2 separate regions of the Homo sapiens genome follow, and region 1 is linked to region 2. The links are chromatin loops, found by intact Hi-C in ENCODE. Cell type or tissue: HCT116. All regions are shown on one strand. Links, peaks and the distances in the headings refer to the core of each region. The heading gives the core; the rest is flanking DNA. Region 1 overlaps HECTD1 (HECT domain E3 ubiquitin protein ligase 1). Region 2 overlaps HEATR5A (HEAT repeat containing 5A).

What was found. Peaks named below come from ENCODE experiments on the same cell type or tissue, not always from the same donor. Only the 100,000 strongest peaks of a DNase experiment are listed, where the experiment ranks them.
Region 1: it touches region 2 in a loop (2.2-fold over the local background); 35 of 110 quality-filtered maps call a loop at or near these places.

What each region holds. Positions count from the first base shown.
Region 1 is chr14:31,133,034-31,141,375 of GRCh38, reverse strand. HECTD1 (HECT domain E3 ubiquitin protein ligase 1) reads left to right here. Exons shown (of 43, transcript NM_015382.4): 19 at 1,379-1,484; 20 at 4,711-4,845; 21 at 5,761-5,900; 22 at 6,181-6,504; 23 at 7,701-7,867; 24 at 7,962-8,138. Among named protein-coding and RNA genes, the nearest start is that of HECTD1, 71 kb to the left of the region's middle. In HCT116, for the core only: no CTCF peak of the experiment used is centred there; a DNase peak (open chromatin) is centred at 3,895; H3K4me3 peaks cover 337 bases; H3K27ac peaks cover 801 bases.
Region 2 is chr14:31,350,972-31,359,313 of GRCh38, reverse strand. HEATR5A (HEAT repeat containing 5A) reads left to right here. Exons shown (of 36, transcript NM_015473.4): 15 at 257-420; 16 at 502-677. Among named protein-coding and RNA genes, the nearest start is that of HEATR5A, 65 kb to the left of the region's middle. In HCT116, for the core only: a CTCF peak has its summit at 3,141 (motif pointing right); a DNase peak (open chromatin) is centred at 3,133.

The sequences.
Region 1 (8,342 bases), core at 127-8,126, 220 kb after region 2:
ATAATATTAAGTAATAATTGTTCTTTTTAAAAGTGTAATACTGTTTTTTTTTAAAAAATAATTCTTTTGTTAGATTTATGTACAAAGACTATCTCTGGATGAAATGATAAGCTCTTTAGTATTTTTTCAAAATATATAAGAAGAAGTAGGCCAGGCACGGTGGCTCACGCCTGTAATCCCAGGACTTTGGGAGGCTGAGGTGGGTGGATCACTTCAGGTCAGGAGTTCGAGACCAGCCTGGCCAACATGGCAAAAACCCATCTCTACTAAAAATACAAAAGTTAGTTGGGCCTGGTGGTGGGCGTCTTTAATCCCAGCTACTCGGGAGGCTGAGGCAGGAGAATCCCTTGAACCCTGGAGGCAGAAGTTGCAGTGAGCTGAGATTGAGCCACCGTACTCCAGCCTAGGTGACAGAGTGAGACTCTATAACAAAAAAAAAAAAAGAAAAAAACCTGGATGGAGATTGGCCATTAGTAGCTAATTGCTAAAGCTGGGTTGATAAAGGTTCATTATATTATTCTGTGTACATTTGAATGGGATTGCACTTGTCAAATAACAAGTTATACAATTTATTCAGATAATTGTGTTAATTTCAAATTTCATTTTTAATGAATGCATATTATATCTTTATGGATGTATAATGTTTTGAAGTATTACTGTGTTTTAGCTCTTTGCAAACTATTACTAATACTTAAATATACTAGTCTCAATGGAAGCATCTTTTTACATAAATTCCGTAAGTGGTAATACTGTGTTATAGGTTATAGATGATTTCTTTTTTTTTTAAGAGATGGAGTCTTGCTGTGTTGCTGAGGCTGGAGTCCAGTGGCTATTTACGGGTGCCAGAATTTTGCACTACAGCCTTAAACTCCTGGGCTCAAGCAATTCTCTTTTCTCAGCTTCCCTTGTAGCTGGGACTCCAGCATATACCACCTTGCCCAGCTCTGCAAGACGATTTTTGAAAGTTCTTGATTCAAATTTTCACATTGTTTTCCGGAAGTGTCATTGCAGTTTACACTAATAATGAGAAAGTATATGTTGTGATACCCTAGCCATCAAATATTTTTTCAAAACTTTGTTGCTTTATATTCTTTTTTATTTATCAAATATTATCCAGTAAAATTATTTAAACTTTAAAAATAAATCATACATCTGCTTTAAATATAATTAAGTTTTTATTAGAAAAATGAAATGTTTTATTCTTAAGTAAAGGAAATTGAGTTGTGAGAGTATTTCTACTCAGACATAATCTAATACAAAAATTAAACTGTAGTCATGAAAAAGTAGGGGTATATATTGAAGTTGATTACCATATTTTCTGCATGAACATTTACATGTAGTTATACAAAACCTCTTAATAATAATTATTTCTTCGCAGTCGACCAGCAGTTGCGTTAATTCGAAAGTTAATAGCTGTACTAGAATCTATTGAACGTCTACCTCTCCATTTGTATGATACACCAGGATCCACATATAACCTCCAGGTAACCATAAAAAATGTAGTAGCTAGTATTGCTGAATGCATCTAGGAACAGTGTGACACTTTTCTTTAAAAAAAATTATTTTCTTTCACATCGGATTAAAATAAAAATGATTCTACTTAATCTTTAAAGATTTTAGCTTATATGCCATTTGATTGATCTTAATGACTTGAAGTCTGTTTTGTTTGATCAAATCACTGGAAAATGATGCATTCATTTAATATTTGTTAAAAGCATTATATTTCGTAGATCATAAGTGGCAAAAGGTATCAGTGGAAAAAGCTGAGAAAAGGGTTCCTCTTATTCTACAATTATGAGTCAGTTCTGTCTTAGTCCATTTGGGCTGCTGTAACAAAATTCCTGCGAACTTAATAAACAGAAATTCATTGCTCACAATTCTGGTGGCTGGGAAGTCCAAGATCAAGGTGCTAGCAGATTTGGTGTCTCGTGAGGGCCTATTCCTCTTAGATGGAACCTTCTAACTGTGTTCTCACATTGTAGAAGGGATGAACAAGATCTCTCAGGCCTCTTTTATAAGGACACTAATCCCATTCATGAGGGCAGAGCCCCCCCAGAAGTTCCACCATCCAACACCACTGCACTGGGGATTAAGTTTTAACACATGAATTTTGCGGGGACACAAACATTCAGACCATGGCAAGTCCCTTCCTTATCACTATATTGTAAACATAAGAAAAAAAGTCAAGATATTTTAAGCACAATTTTTTTCGGGTCTTTATGTCAGTGGTTAGAGTCAGATTGCCCAAGTCTTCACTATTCCTATCAATCACATGGTTTCATAGCCTCTTTTCCTTCCCTCCTCCTCCCCATACAGATATATATATATATATATCTGTATATAATATGTAACTTCCTATTTACATTCTCATTCATTCAATTATTCTTTTCTTTAGTAGCTGGGATCTAGATGCAAACAAACAATACATTTTACTAATGTCCTAGCCCAGAACTTTATCACTTTTTTTGTGGGTTTTTTAGTGTTTCCTAGCAAGGCCTTCTGCTTTGAATTTTGCCTTTATCTAAACTGTTCTGCATTCTACTGCATGGAATAGTTTCTTTTGAATAATAGCCTTTAATGAGTGATTGAGGATCTATATATGCCAAAGCAATGCAAAGCTAACAAAACTTGCCATACCTCTGAGAACCCAATACTGTTATCAGTGCCACTAGACTCCCAAACTAGAGTACTTATTTAGGGAGTTTTACAGTGCAGTAGTTGCACCTGATATTCTATATGTAAAAGATGTGGAGGGCTACTTTGTGTTTTGTTTCAGACAGAATAACAGGAGTAATGGGGACTGTTTGGTCCATTGTTTTTAAGCTTTATTCCTGGTAAGTGGATGAGTTGGAGATAAGTCTCAAAGACAGTGCACCGATGCCTTTTATTATGCATTTTTCACTTCAGGAGATTGTGCAAGATCCAAAGAGAGGAAGGCCAGGAATGTGCTCTCTGGTAATTTTGCTGTCTAAAACTACCGAAATGCACATATAAATCTTTAATTGTTTTTATAGGAATTAGTTAAGATTTATACAGAAATGAATCTACCTAAAATTGCTAGTCCTGTGCTTGTTGCTTACTAAAATGTATTGGATTAAAAACTATTTTGCATCTTTTAAAGTTTATTAGCCTTTGATTATACAGGTTGAGTATTCCTTATCCAAAATGCTTGGAACCAGAAGTGTTTTGGATTTTATAATATTTGTTACCGATTCAGCATTCCTAGTCCAAAATCTGAAATGCTCCAGTGAGCATTTGAGCATCATGTCAGTGCTCAGAAAGTTTCAGATTTTGGAGCATTTCAAGATTCCAGATTTGTAGATTAGGGATGCTTATCCTGTAGAATATATTCTAGCGGAGTAAGCTAATTAGCTACTTTTCAAAAACTTACCTGGAAAATTGTGAGTTATAAGTCACTTTGATTAAGAAGTTTTATAAGTTTATTTAAACTGTGTATATTTAGAAGTTAAGAAGTTTTGTAAGTTTATTTAAACTGTGTATATTTAGAAGTTGTTTAGAAATTCTAGGAAGTTAAGTTTGTCTTTTACTTGATAGCCACTGTAACTTACTTAGTGTCCCTTTTATAAAAGAATCTTTCCTGTTGGATTGTTTTCTTTTTTTTCTTTTTTTCTTTTCAAGACTGGGTCTAGCTCTGTTGCACAGGCTGGAGTGCAGTGTCGTGATCTCAGCTCGCTGCACTCTCCGTGTCCCAGGCTCAGCTGATCCTCCCGCCTTAGCCTCTCCAATACCTGGGACTACAGGCATGCATGCCTGGCTAATTTTTTGTTGGTTTGTTTGTTTTAATATGTAGAGATGAGGTCTCACTGTGTTGCCCAGGCCGGTCTTGAACTCCTAGGCACAAGCAATTGATCCTCTTGCCTCAGACTCCTGAAGTGCTAGGATTACAGGTCTGAGTCACTGTGCCTGGCCTAAAGAATGTTTAATAGGCTGGGCGTGGTGTCTCACGCCTGTAATCCCAGCAGTTTGGGAGACCAAGGTAGGCGGGTCACCTGAGGTCAGGAGTTTGAGACCAGCCTGGCCAACATAGTGAAACCCATCTCTACTAAAAATACAAAAAGTAGCCGGGCGTGGTGGCACGCACCTGTAATCCCAACTACTCAGGAGGCTGAGGTAGGAGAATTGCTTGAAGCCGGGAGGCAGAGGTTGCAGTAAACCGAGATCACTCCACTGCACTCTAGCCTGGGCAACAGGAACAAGACTCCCATCTCAAAAAAAAAAAAAAAAAAAAAAAAAGGCCGGGTGTGGTGGCTCACGCCTGTAATCCCAGCACTTTGAGAGGCCAAGAAGGGTGGATCACGAGGTCAGGAGATCAAGACCATCCTGGCTAACAAGGTGAAACCCCGTCTCTACTAAAAAATACAAAAAATTAGCCGGGCGTGGTGGTGGGCGCCTGTAGTCCCAGCTACTCAGGAGGCTGAGGCAGGAGAATGGCATGAACCCGGGAGGTGAAGCTTGCAGTGAACCGAGATCGCGCCACTGCACTCCAGCCTGGGCAACAGAGTGAGACTCCGTCTCAGAAAAAAAGAAAAAAAAAAAGAATCTTTGATAGAAAACAGACATTTGTTCATAGTTCTATTATGTTTATAGTTAATAAATCCAAATCTCAGTTGTTTTAGGGTATATCATTTTTTACAATTCTGAGACAGAAACCAAGACGTTTTCCAGAGTATTTTGATCGTTTTTGTGTAGATACTTACAAGGAGATTACGATTTCGGTTGGAACGTGCACCTGGTGAAACTGCATTGATTGACAGGACTGGCAGAATGTTGAAGATGGAACCTTTGGCTACAGTTGAATCTCTGGAACAGTACCTTTTGAAAATGGTGAGTTTCTGGCAAGGGCACGGTGAAATAAGCATTCTGAGCTGTGGTTTAGCCTTTTAGGACAATAATTTGGGAAGTATATATCCAGAGTTATGGTAATACAGTTTGGCCCAGTAATTCCATTTTAGAACTGATTTCTACATGAAGATGTTTATTATAATTTTGTAATATTGAAATAGTAAACAAAAACCTTAATTCCAATCAATAAATTAATGTTAAATAGATAATTCATATTAAAAATTTAAATTTAATTGACAAATGTGTGTGATAATTATTTCTATTAATTTGAGTATCATATAGCCATAAAAATGTATAAAGACTAATGATAACAGAAAAATGTTTTTGTACAGTATGATCAAGAATTTGTTTTATCCTATCCATTGAAATAATAAACTAAAGAAATACTCTGTGATTATTAATAGTGAGGTGCTTTGGTTGTGGGACTTTTTATTTTTCTTTATATTTTTAAATGAGCATTTGTTTTTTGTTTTTGTTGTTGTTGTTGTTTTGTTTTGAGACAGAGTCTTGCTCTGTTGCCAGGCTGGAGTGCAGTGGCACAATCTCGGCTCACTGCAACCTCCGCCTCCCAGGTTCAAGTGATTCTCCTGCCTCAGCCTCCCAAGTAGCTGGGACTATAGGCACCTGCCACCACGCCTGGCTAATTTTTGTATTTTTAGTAGAAACGGGGTTTCACCATGTTGGCCAGGGTGGTCTCCATCTCTTGACCTCATGATCCACCCACCTCCGCCTCCCAAAGTGCTGGGATTACAGGCGTGAACCACCGCACCCGGCCTAAATGAGCATTTGTTATAATAAAAGAAAACAATTCACATTAAAGAGATAGGAAAAAAGTAGGTAACGTGCTTGAAAACAGCATTATTAAGGTGACTGTCTTTCATATTTTCTTTGGTTTAGGTAGCAAAACAGTGGTATGATTTTGACCGATCTTCATTTGTTTTTGTTCGAAAATTAAGAGAAGGACAAAATTTTATATTTCGGCACCAGCATGATTTTGATGAAAATGGAATCATTTACTGGATTGGAACAAATGCAAAGTAAGTCAGTCATTTTACTTTAAGCTGGAGTGACCATATTCACTTGGTAAAAGAATTCTAGGAAGTAGAATAAAATTGTTAGCACTCTGAATATTCTGTGGTTTAAGGAATTTTGACTTGTAGGTAGAAGTTAAGATTATCCAAATTACTTTTTATGAGGAAAAAATGTCTAAATTGCTAATTCTAGAATTGTACTTAATATAATTCTGTATTTAAAACCTTGTGCAAATGCAATTATCTTAACGTTGTTATTTGCTAATTTTTCTTTATTTTTGTATAGAACTGCTTATGAATGGGTAAATCCAGCTGCCTATGGACTTGTAGTAGTAACGTCATCAGAAGGAAGAAATCTACCTTATGGCCGCTTAGAAGACATACTAAGTCGTGATAATTCAGCTTTAAATTGTCATAGCAATGATGATAAGAATGCCTGGTTTGCCATAGATCTGGGTCTCTGGGTGATACCATCAGCATATACACTTCGTCATGCTCGTGGTTATGGAAGGTCTGCACTGAGAAATTGGGTTTTCCAGGTATCCAAAGATGGACAGAACTGGACTTCTTTGTATACCCATGTTGATGACTGCAGTCTCAATGAACCAGGGTTAGTTGAGGAGTCTTTGCAAATTGGAAAACTCACTAAAGAGCTTTGTTTATTTTTATAATTTTATACTCTAGAGCTCTCTTCCTTGTGAAATATTGAAGCAAAATTTTCTTTCTAAAAACAAATCACTTGATACTTTAGGCATTAAAACTTTGAAACACTGACTTTACTAAAACTTTGTCAAAAGGTTTAGTTTAAATAATAGAAAGCCGAGCTATTTTACACTGTATCTTAGCCAAAAGGCTGAGATGCTGTGAATATTTATTTTAAAAATTGGTATATAGCTGTATATACATACGCGCGCACACACACACACACACACACACACACACACACACACACACACACACACATTTATGCATACACACACAGCCCACTAATGGAAACAAGTGAAATAAACTTTCCATAAACTCTCCATATAATCACATAATACTTAGGAATGTTCAACATATTAGCAGTGGCTATTGCTCGTTATAGAATTAAGGCTGACTTAAAATGTTTTTATTTTTATCCTTAAATTTTATGTATTGAATAAGTTTTTAAAAGACAAGTCAGTAACTTCTAAAAAATTAGTTCTACTAAATTTTATTTATGCATTTTGGCACATATCAGGGGGTAGATTATGTACCCAAATTGCTTTTGGCATTTGATATGGTATGAGAGGAGCTTCTTAACATTAGGATTAATAGGTGATGTTTTCACCCCTTTCATGCTTTAAAGACAAAATATTAATACGTTATTTAAAAGTTTGCAAAAATGTTTTTAAGTCCGTTTTTCCATCATAAGAGAATTTCTCCTACTCTTTGTAAACCATCCTTTTTTTTTTTTTAAGGAGAATGGGGTCTTGTTATGTTGGCTGCTTTCTAACTTCTGGGCTCAAGTGATTCCCCTCACCTCAGCCACCCAAACACCACTGCACCCAGCATTTTGTCTTTTATCTTTGAATTATATTAATCATAAATCATTAATGTTATGAGTCAAATCAATAGCGTACATTTAAATGTTTCGTTTTTAACTTGTTCTCTTGACTACTTTTTTTCCTTTGATTTCTTGATTCTTGTAATGAACTGTTGAGTTAATATGAAAGTTAGTTTATTTTTTCTACAGGTCTCTGTTATATAAAAAATCTTTCCCATCTTGAATTTCTTTTTCATCTTTTAAAATATTACATAATTTTTTCTCTAACATATTAACAGGTCAACTGCAACTTGGCCTCTTGATCCACCAAAGGATGAGAAACAAGGGTGGAGACATGTGAGAATTAAACAGATGGGGAAAAATGCCAGTGGACAAACACACTACCTCTCATTATCTGGATTCGAACTTTATGGCACTGTAAATGGAGTATGTGAAGATCAGCTAGGTAAAGAGATGATACGAGGCTTTTCTAACTTACTAAAACAATTACTTTTGTAAAAAGTGATTTGGTTTTTATTTCTCCAATTTCTACCTGACAGGGAAAGCAGCTAAAGAAGCAGAAGCTAATCTTAGACGGCAGAGACGTCTAGTACGTTCCCAGGTTCTGAAATACATGGTTCCAGGAGCTCGTGTTATCAGAGGCCTGGATTGGAAATGGCGAGATCAGGATGGCAGCCCACAGGGAGAAGGCACTGTCACAGGAGAACTACACAATGGTGAGTAGGTGCTCAGCACTTTTGTGTAGAAAATGGGTAGTTAAATTTTTTCTTTTAAGATAATTTATAAATTGCATAAATGTATGAGCACTGTTTAGAAGAACTGTTGATACCACATTACAAATGGAAAAAAGGTAAAGAAAATAAGGGAAAATTTTAAGTTCTTGGGTTTTGACTAGAAACTTACTGGTAGTATTTTGGAAG
Region 2 (8,342 bases), core at 103-8,102:
ACACACACACACACACACACACACACTCTTACACTTTGAGATGTTCTTTTAGTATCCATTCTTAACCTTGTTACTAGCAACACGTAGTTGAGCCAGTCATTTCTAGGGCAGTTTTCAAGGATGAGAAATACAGTCTTTTGGCTGTGATATGTTAAAGTTGGCCAGTGGGTGCATTAAAGCTCAACCTGAGTTTTAAATCCCATACTCTCACCAGATAATTAATAGTACTAATTGCTCTTTTTCTGTGACTCAACAGGAAACCTCTGTGCTATCCTCAGAGAGCTGGCTGCTGACTTGACTGCCCCTGATATTCAGGTGGCAGCATCTACATTTTTACTTCCACCCCTCTGTCATCAGGATGATCTTTTGATACTAAGTCCTTTCCTACAAGAGACTGACCATAGATTTATTGAAGAACAGGTATGGCCATTTTTTACTCTTGATTAGATTCAATCTGTGATCAGTGATTTTAAAACCTTATATACTTTTTTTCCCTTTTAGCTCCTGCTTGGTAATGGTGTTGCTTGCGGAAGTCTTGAATATGACCCTTATTCGATTTATGAGAAAGATGTAGAGGGAGATTCAGTGCCTAAGCCCTTACCTCCAGCACTATCAGTTATTAGTTCTGCATCCAAGCTCTTTGGGGTTGTATGCGCTCATGTGGGAGAAACTCAAAGGTAAATATCTTCAATGGTTCAGTGAATGGATAATAGAGAACTGGTGGGTAAGAAGAATGTTGCCAGAGATCTCATTAGCGTAAATGATTTCTTATAAATAACAGGTGAAGGTGAAATATAAGTTTTTGTTTAATTATTCACTTGGCTAATACTTAATAAGAAATGATTAAATGCCTAAAACCACTAGAACTGTTGTGGATACAATACTTTGCTCACAGCTTATCATCTAGCTGAAAATACAAATGAAAAATAATGACATAAGATACTGATTTATGAGCAGTCATTACAAAGACACATACTAGGTTTTTTCTTAGACTAGGTCTCATAGGCTTTCTTACCTTGGAAATTTTTTGGAACCATTAAAGGTCCAGGGATTTGTCTTCAGTTGGAGGGATTTTAAATGGTTTTTATCAGTTCACTTAAAATGAACTTTAGACCAGTGGTCCCCAACCTTTTAGGCACCAGGGACCAGTATGGCGAAAGACAGTTCGTCCATGGCGTAGGGATAGGAGGAGGTTTTGGGATAAAACTATTCCACCTCAGATCATCAGGCATTGTGAGGGGTGCACAACCTAGATCCCTCACATGCACAGTTGACAATAGGGTTCACACTCCTGTGAGAATCTAATGCCACTGCTGATCTGACAAGAGTTTGGCTCAGATGATAATGCTCGCTTGCCCGCCACTCACCTCCTGCTGTGCGGCCCAATTCCTAACAGGCCGTGGACCAGTACCAGTCCGTGGCCCACTGGTTGGGGCCCCCCTGCTTTAGAACACACACACATACACACACAAAGATAATAGATATTTAATTAACTTGATTGTGGTAATCTATTTCACAATGTATATATGAGCAAAGCCTCGTTAAAAACATCATGTTGTATACCTCATACTATGTAGGGATTTCCATCTTATGCTATTGTATGTGAAAAATTAATAAATACAAGATGTCCTCCCCAAAAAATGGACTTTGGTTTTGAAAAACCAAAGGGTGATAATGATTTCTCATTGAGAATGATAGTTTCTTAATTAGTAACTGGACATATACATTTCTCAGGCATCAAAATCCACTATCCAGGAAATTCTTGTTACTATCTGAAAAACGAAATGGGAAGTGAATCTCTCTCATAGGCTATTGTGGCTAATAATAGTTTACAAATCACTGTCATCCGCACTGATTCATTCATTCATTTCCTCTCTCTCGACCAACAACCATGCATTTGACTAGATCATAGCTTTTATTATATCTTCTTATCCAGTTATATCTTCCAGAGGATACCAGTTAGACAATTTACCTTTATCTCTTTGGTGAAGACTTAGAAAAATATTTTAATTTCATCACCAACACCTCTCTGAAACAGGTCTTGGGATGATGTGCTTTCATTGCATAGAAAAGTGAATGAAATTTATATTGATTTTTACTAGCTTCAGTTTCAAAAGATAGTGTTTTTTCCAAATGTATTTGTAGCATTTCCTGTAATACTGTAACTATAAGGTTATGGTGATAAGAGAATATATGACTGAATTGTTAATGAATGAAGAGGAAAATTACAGTGGTTTGGAATATTCAAAGAAAGATTCATGGAGAGGATGAAATTTGAACTAGTCTGTAACTGCCTTTTTATAGAGCATATAATTACTTTAGAATAATTAATTTGGATTAATATACCAATAACTACTGTGGATGAAACAGGGCTGGCCTTTTAAGCAAAGGATTTAAATTAAGCCTGTTCTTAAATGGTTCCACTATCTTTGATGGGTCTAAGGTGGAAAAGCAAAAAAGAAAATATACTTTTTACAGCCTTTCCTCTTAAAAAAGTGATTTTACTATTCTAGAGAAGTTTTCTTTTCGGATTTATTGCCCAATTGCAGTTTCAGGAAGATCCTTTCTTACTAAGTTTAATGAATTTTTTAATGTGCTCATAGTTTTTGTATCCCCACCTAAGTTATAATAATAATAATGAATATTCAAGGAAGGGGAGATTTTGTTTGTTTTGATAAAAACATTGAGAACAGATAAAAGCAAACCCTATCATTCTGTTTGGATTCTAACAAATTTGGAACAAACAGGATTCTAACTATTTTGGAAAAAAAATAGTAGGTGACCAGGCACAGTAGTTTACACCTGTAACCAAGCACTTTGGGAGGCCAAGGCAGGCAAATTGCTTGAGCCCAACAGTTCAAGAGCAGCCTAGGCAACATGCAAAACTCCTTCTCTACAAAAATAAAAAAATTAGCTGTGCATGGTGGTGTGCAACTGTAGTCCCAGCTACTGAGGAGGCTGAGGTGGGAGGTTCGCTTGATACTGGGAGTTAGAGGTTGCAGTGAGCCAAGATCTCGCCACTGCACTCCAGCCTTAGCAACAGAGCAAGACACTGTCTCAAAAATATATTTATAAAGAAGTGGCCTGGCAAGATCCCAGATACAGAAAGTGGGTTATAAGCAGTTATCCACAGTCTCCAGTAGGTGTCGTTACAGAACCAGAAGATAGAAACTACATGAATAGGGAAGTTAAGTTTCTAATTTCCTGTTATGCCAGATATGATATTTATGTAAAATATCAGGCTGTTTGCTTTTTGGCCTTACATTTGAGTTCTAGAGAAGAAAGGTCTTAATTAAAGTATCTAAATTTAAACAGCAACCGAATATTTCAAGCCATTTTGTTGTTATTGTGGTTAGCCTTATGTTTAAACAGTTGTGTAACATGTGGTTGTCCTAAGGTTGGAAATAATACTTACGTAATATAAATTAATGCACAATTTATTAATGCATATGTAATTGTCTTTTAAATTAGTTGATTCTCTCTATTCTGACTGTAGGGTTCTAACGTAAAAATGTTTACCGGTTGGAAAGTCAAGATATTTTATACAGAAAAGAAATAATATTGATCTCAATCATGTATTGTTTGTGGTTACTTTTTTTTTCTTTGAGACAGCCCAGGCTGGAGTGCGGTGGCTCACTGCAACATCCGCCTCCTGGGTTTCAAGTGATTCTCCTGCCTCAGCCTCCCAAGTAGCTGGGATTACAGGCATGCACCCCCATGCCTGGCTAATTTTTGCATCTTTTAGTGGAGATGGGGTTTCATAATGTTGGCCAAGCTGGTCTCAATCTCCTGACCTCAGGTGATCCGCCCTCCTCGGCCTCCCAAAGTGCTGAGATTATAGGCATGAGCCACTATGCCCAGCCTGTGTGTGGTTACTTTATTTTTTGTTTTGTTTTGTTTTGAGACAGAGTTTTGCTCTGTCAACCAGGCTGGAGTGCAGTGGCACCATCTCGGCTCACTGCAACCTCCGCCTCCCAGGTTCAAGTGATTCTCCTGCCTCGGCCTCCCGAGTAGCTGGGACTACAGCACACGCCACCATGCCTGGCTAATTTTTATATTTTTAGTAGAGATGGGCTTTCGCCATGTTGGCCAGGCTGTTCTTGAACTCCTGACCTCAGGTGATCTGCCCCCGTCAGCCTCCCAAAGTCCTGGGATTACAGGTGTAAGCTACTGCTCCTGGCCTGCGTTTGTGGTTGCTTTTAAATAGATTTTCATCTAATTGCAAAGAATGAGTTGATTAATTCACCTGAGGATTGTTCCACCCCTGACTTGCACATTGGAATTATCCAGGCAAATTTTTAAGATACTGAAGATCCTGATTAGTATGGTATGCATACTATGGTGGTGGGCACTGAAAGTTTTTAAACTCCTTAGGTGATTGTGATAAATGGACTGCTTCAACAAATGATGTCACTTGGGAATGGATGGACAGAGAGGAAAAGCTTAAACAGTTATAATTCTCAGTAGTAAAAAATTTTGCCATTATATACCCTCTAAAAAGTATTATTTTGTTTTTGTTTGTGGTTACTGTTTTGTGTATACTGTGTGTACCCCCTGTCTAAAGGGTTTATAATGTAAAATGTATAATGTAAAATAAATCAACATTTTCAAATGTTACATCTTCACCCTTTATTCAGTTAACTGCACTTTTATTCCATCTAGACTCAAAACTTTTAGTACCTATCATTTCATTCCAAACTGATAATTATATGTTATAATTGATACTACTTATGAGTACTAATTCAGTATTACTAAAAATAACTCATCTCCATCTTCCTGAAGATCAGAATCTTTTGTTGAGATCTCTATAGGAATTGGTGTCATATATCTTGAATCCTTGATTAGTTAATAGTGTATTCAATCTCTTTCAGGATTGGGGGGCAGAAGATGAAGAAAAAGATTTTGAGCTCTGACAATCCTGTTTTGTAGTCTTTGGTCCATGAATGTGGTCAAGAAATAATTGTATAGGTCAACTTATAGTACAGTGCAACAAATTCTTAATCTCTAACCTTACGTATTTTTATAACTTCCAGTGCGATACAATTTCATGATAACAGATGTAGGATATGATCTAATAATGACGTTATAGGTTTTTAAACTTGGGAGCTTGATCATACAGTTATTCTTAATTCCCCATTGTTGTCACATTTACCCTCCGTAATCTTCCTGTAGGTTGCTTTGGACATAAATATGTTCTTAAAAAAAAAAAAATGCCGGCCAGGCGCAGTGGCTCACTCCTGTAATCCCAGCACTTTGGGAAGCCGAGGCGGGCGGATCACGAGGCCAAGAGATCAAGACCATCCTGGTTAACACGGTGAAACCCCGTCTCTACTAAAAATAAAAAAAAATTAGCCAGGTGTAGTGTGGGCGCCTGTAGTCCCAGCTACTCAGGAGGCTGAGACACAAGAATGGCATGAACCTGGGAGGCAGAGCTTGCAGTGAGTTGAGATCACGCCACTGCACTCCAGCCTGGGCGACAGAGCGAGACTCCATCTCAAAAAAAAACAAAAAATGCCTTAAATATGGACTTAAACAATGGGCAGAAAACTTTTCTTGTTTGTTTTTGTGATTTTTTTTTGAGGCAGCGTCTCATTCTGTCATCCAGGCTGGAATGCAGTGGTGCTATTTTGCCTCACTGCAGCTTCAGTCTCCCAAGCTCAAGCAATCGTCCTGCCTCAGCTTCCTAAGTAGCTGGGTCTACAGTCAGGCACCAATACACTGGCTAATTTTTTTTCTTTTTAGTGGAGATAAGGTCTCACTATGTTGCCTAGGCTGGTCTCGAACTCATGGGCTCAAGCGATCCTCCTGCCTCTGCCGCCCAAAGTGCTAGAATTACAGGCGTGAGCCACCAGAAAAATTTTCATATGCAAGATACTTAGCATGTTATTTGTAATAAGAAAAATTAGAAATAGCCTAAATGTCCCAAACTAGGAAGTTGGTTAAATAAATTATGTTGCCAGAATATACAATACTAGTAGCTATTCAGTAATACTATTATAGTAAAACCATATAATAGTTAATAAGATGGGAAAATCCCTGATAATATTGTTTAGGGGAAACAAAACAAGTTATTAACAAAGTATGTACAATACAATCTCTGTTTTCTAAAAATTTTACTCATATGTCTAAGGGAGAAAAGAACAAAGATGTCAAAATGTTAATGGCGGCTCTTTGTAGGTGGTGGGATTTGGGGTAAATTTTATTTTTTTTTTAATGTGCTTTTCTGAGTTTTTCAAATTTATTACGATAAATACAATTAACCTTGAAGTAAGGAAATAAGTACTTTTCTAAGTATTCTTAGTGTTCCACCATTTTTATTACATTTTATTTTTATTTTTATTTTTATTTTTTATTTTTGGAGATGGAGTCTCGCTTTGTCACCCAGGCTGGAGTACAGCGGTGCCATCTCAGCTCACTGCAACCTCCACTCTTGGCTCAAGCAGTTCTCCTACCTCAGCCTCCCAAGTAGCTGGGAGTACAGGCACATGCCACCACGCCTGGCTAGTTTTTATATTTTTAATAGAGATGGAGTTTCACCATGTTGTCCAGGCTGGTCTCAAACTCCTGACATCAGGTGATCTTCCCACCTTGGCTTCCTAAAGTGCTGGGATTGTAGGTGTTTGCCATTGCGCCTGGCCTTTATTACATTTTATAAATTGATTTTATACATACTGCTTTCCCCAACCCTTATGATGTACACATAGCCTCGATACCTTCCTTTTTACTCTTTAACTCCTTGTACAGTTAGGTTTTTTAAAGGCACGATCCCCATGTCTATTCTGATTTGATAATAAAATTGCCATTTACAGGACAGCTTGCCTTGTAGCCTCAGCAGAATGATGGAGATCTAGTTTTAAAGGACTTAGGGATATTATTGAAAGTACATGAAGGTCAGATGAAAGTATATCCATATTTTCATGTTCAGCCAGTCATGCCGTGTGTTTAATTACCTGATGCTGTTGTCTTTTATGCTTGCTTAATAAGCACACCTGACTGCCTACTACATGCCAAACACAAGATATTAGGGAGATGAAGATAAAATTATAAGCTTCCTGCCATCAAGATAATTTACAACTGAAAAAGTTATCTTCAGCGTATTTCAGGTTTCTCATTTAAAGGGAGAAAAGAGGGAAAATGAAGTATAGGGCACAGAAACAATGTTTTAAAGAGAAATTAATGGTAAGATGGGGTGGTTTATTTTATGGTTACATGTATTTAATCTTGACATAAGGAATTAAAACCTCTGTGCTATAAGGACATGAAATATTGTGTGTATTTATCTTAATTAGAATTGTGAAAATTCGAACATTTTTCTCACCAGTAGCAGAGTGGTTGAATAAATTTTAGTATGTGTATATAATGAAATTTGGATTCACAAACATTATAAAAGAAGAAAAATGACCAGGCACAGTGGTTTACCCCTATAATCCTAGCACTTTCAGAGGCCGAGGCTGGAGGATCGCTTGAGCTTAGGAGTTCAAGACCAGCCTAAGCAACATAGTGAGATATCATCTCTTTTAAAAAAAAAAAAAAATTAGCAGGGTGTGGGTAATGTGTTCCTATACTCCCAGGTACTTTGGTGGCTGAGGCTGGAGGATCACTTAAGCCCAGGAGGTCGAGGCTGCAATGAGCTATGATGGCATCTATAGCTAACCAGAAGCACCATAGCTCTTTGGATCCCCAACTATGCTTTGAAAATATACTTGGGACTATACTATATGTAAAACAATTTTAACTCTTGCTTTTTTCATTTAACATTACCTTTTTAGCACTTTTCACATCATTTTTATTGTTTTTTTTTTTTTCTTTCTTTCTTTCTCTGAGACAGGATCTTGCTTTGTCACCCAGGCTGGAGTACAGTGGCATGATCATAGCTCACTGTAACCTTGAACTCCTGGGCTCAAGTGACCCTTCTGCTTCAGCCTCCTGGGTAGCTAGGACTACAGTCATGTGCCACTATGCCTAGCTAACTTTTTGATTTCTTGTAGCATCAGAGGTCTCACTGTGTTGCCCAGGCTGGTCGTAAACTCCTAGCTTCAAGCAGTCTTCCTGCCTTGAATTCTGTGAGGCTATGTGTTACATATAATATTTGTGGAGTTATATCAATATTGACTACATTTGTTGGTATTATCTCAAATTTTAGTTTTCCAGTTATTGGAATGTGCATTCTCATGCTTACAATTACTGCAGTAGTTTAAAGAACCTAAAGTGTGAAGTTTAAATGGTATTGAGAGGCCAGGGGCAGTGGTTCACACCTGTAATCCCAGCACTTTGGGAGGCCAAGGTGGGCGGATCACTTGAGATCAGGAGTTCAAGACCAGCCTGGCCAACATGGTGAAACT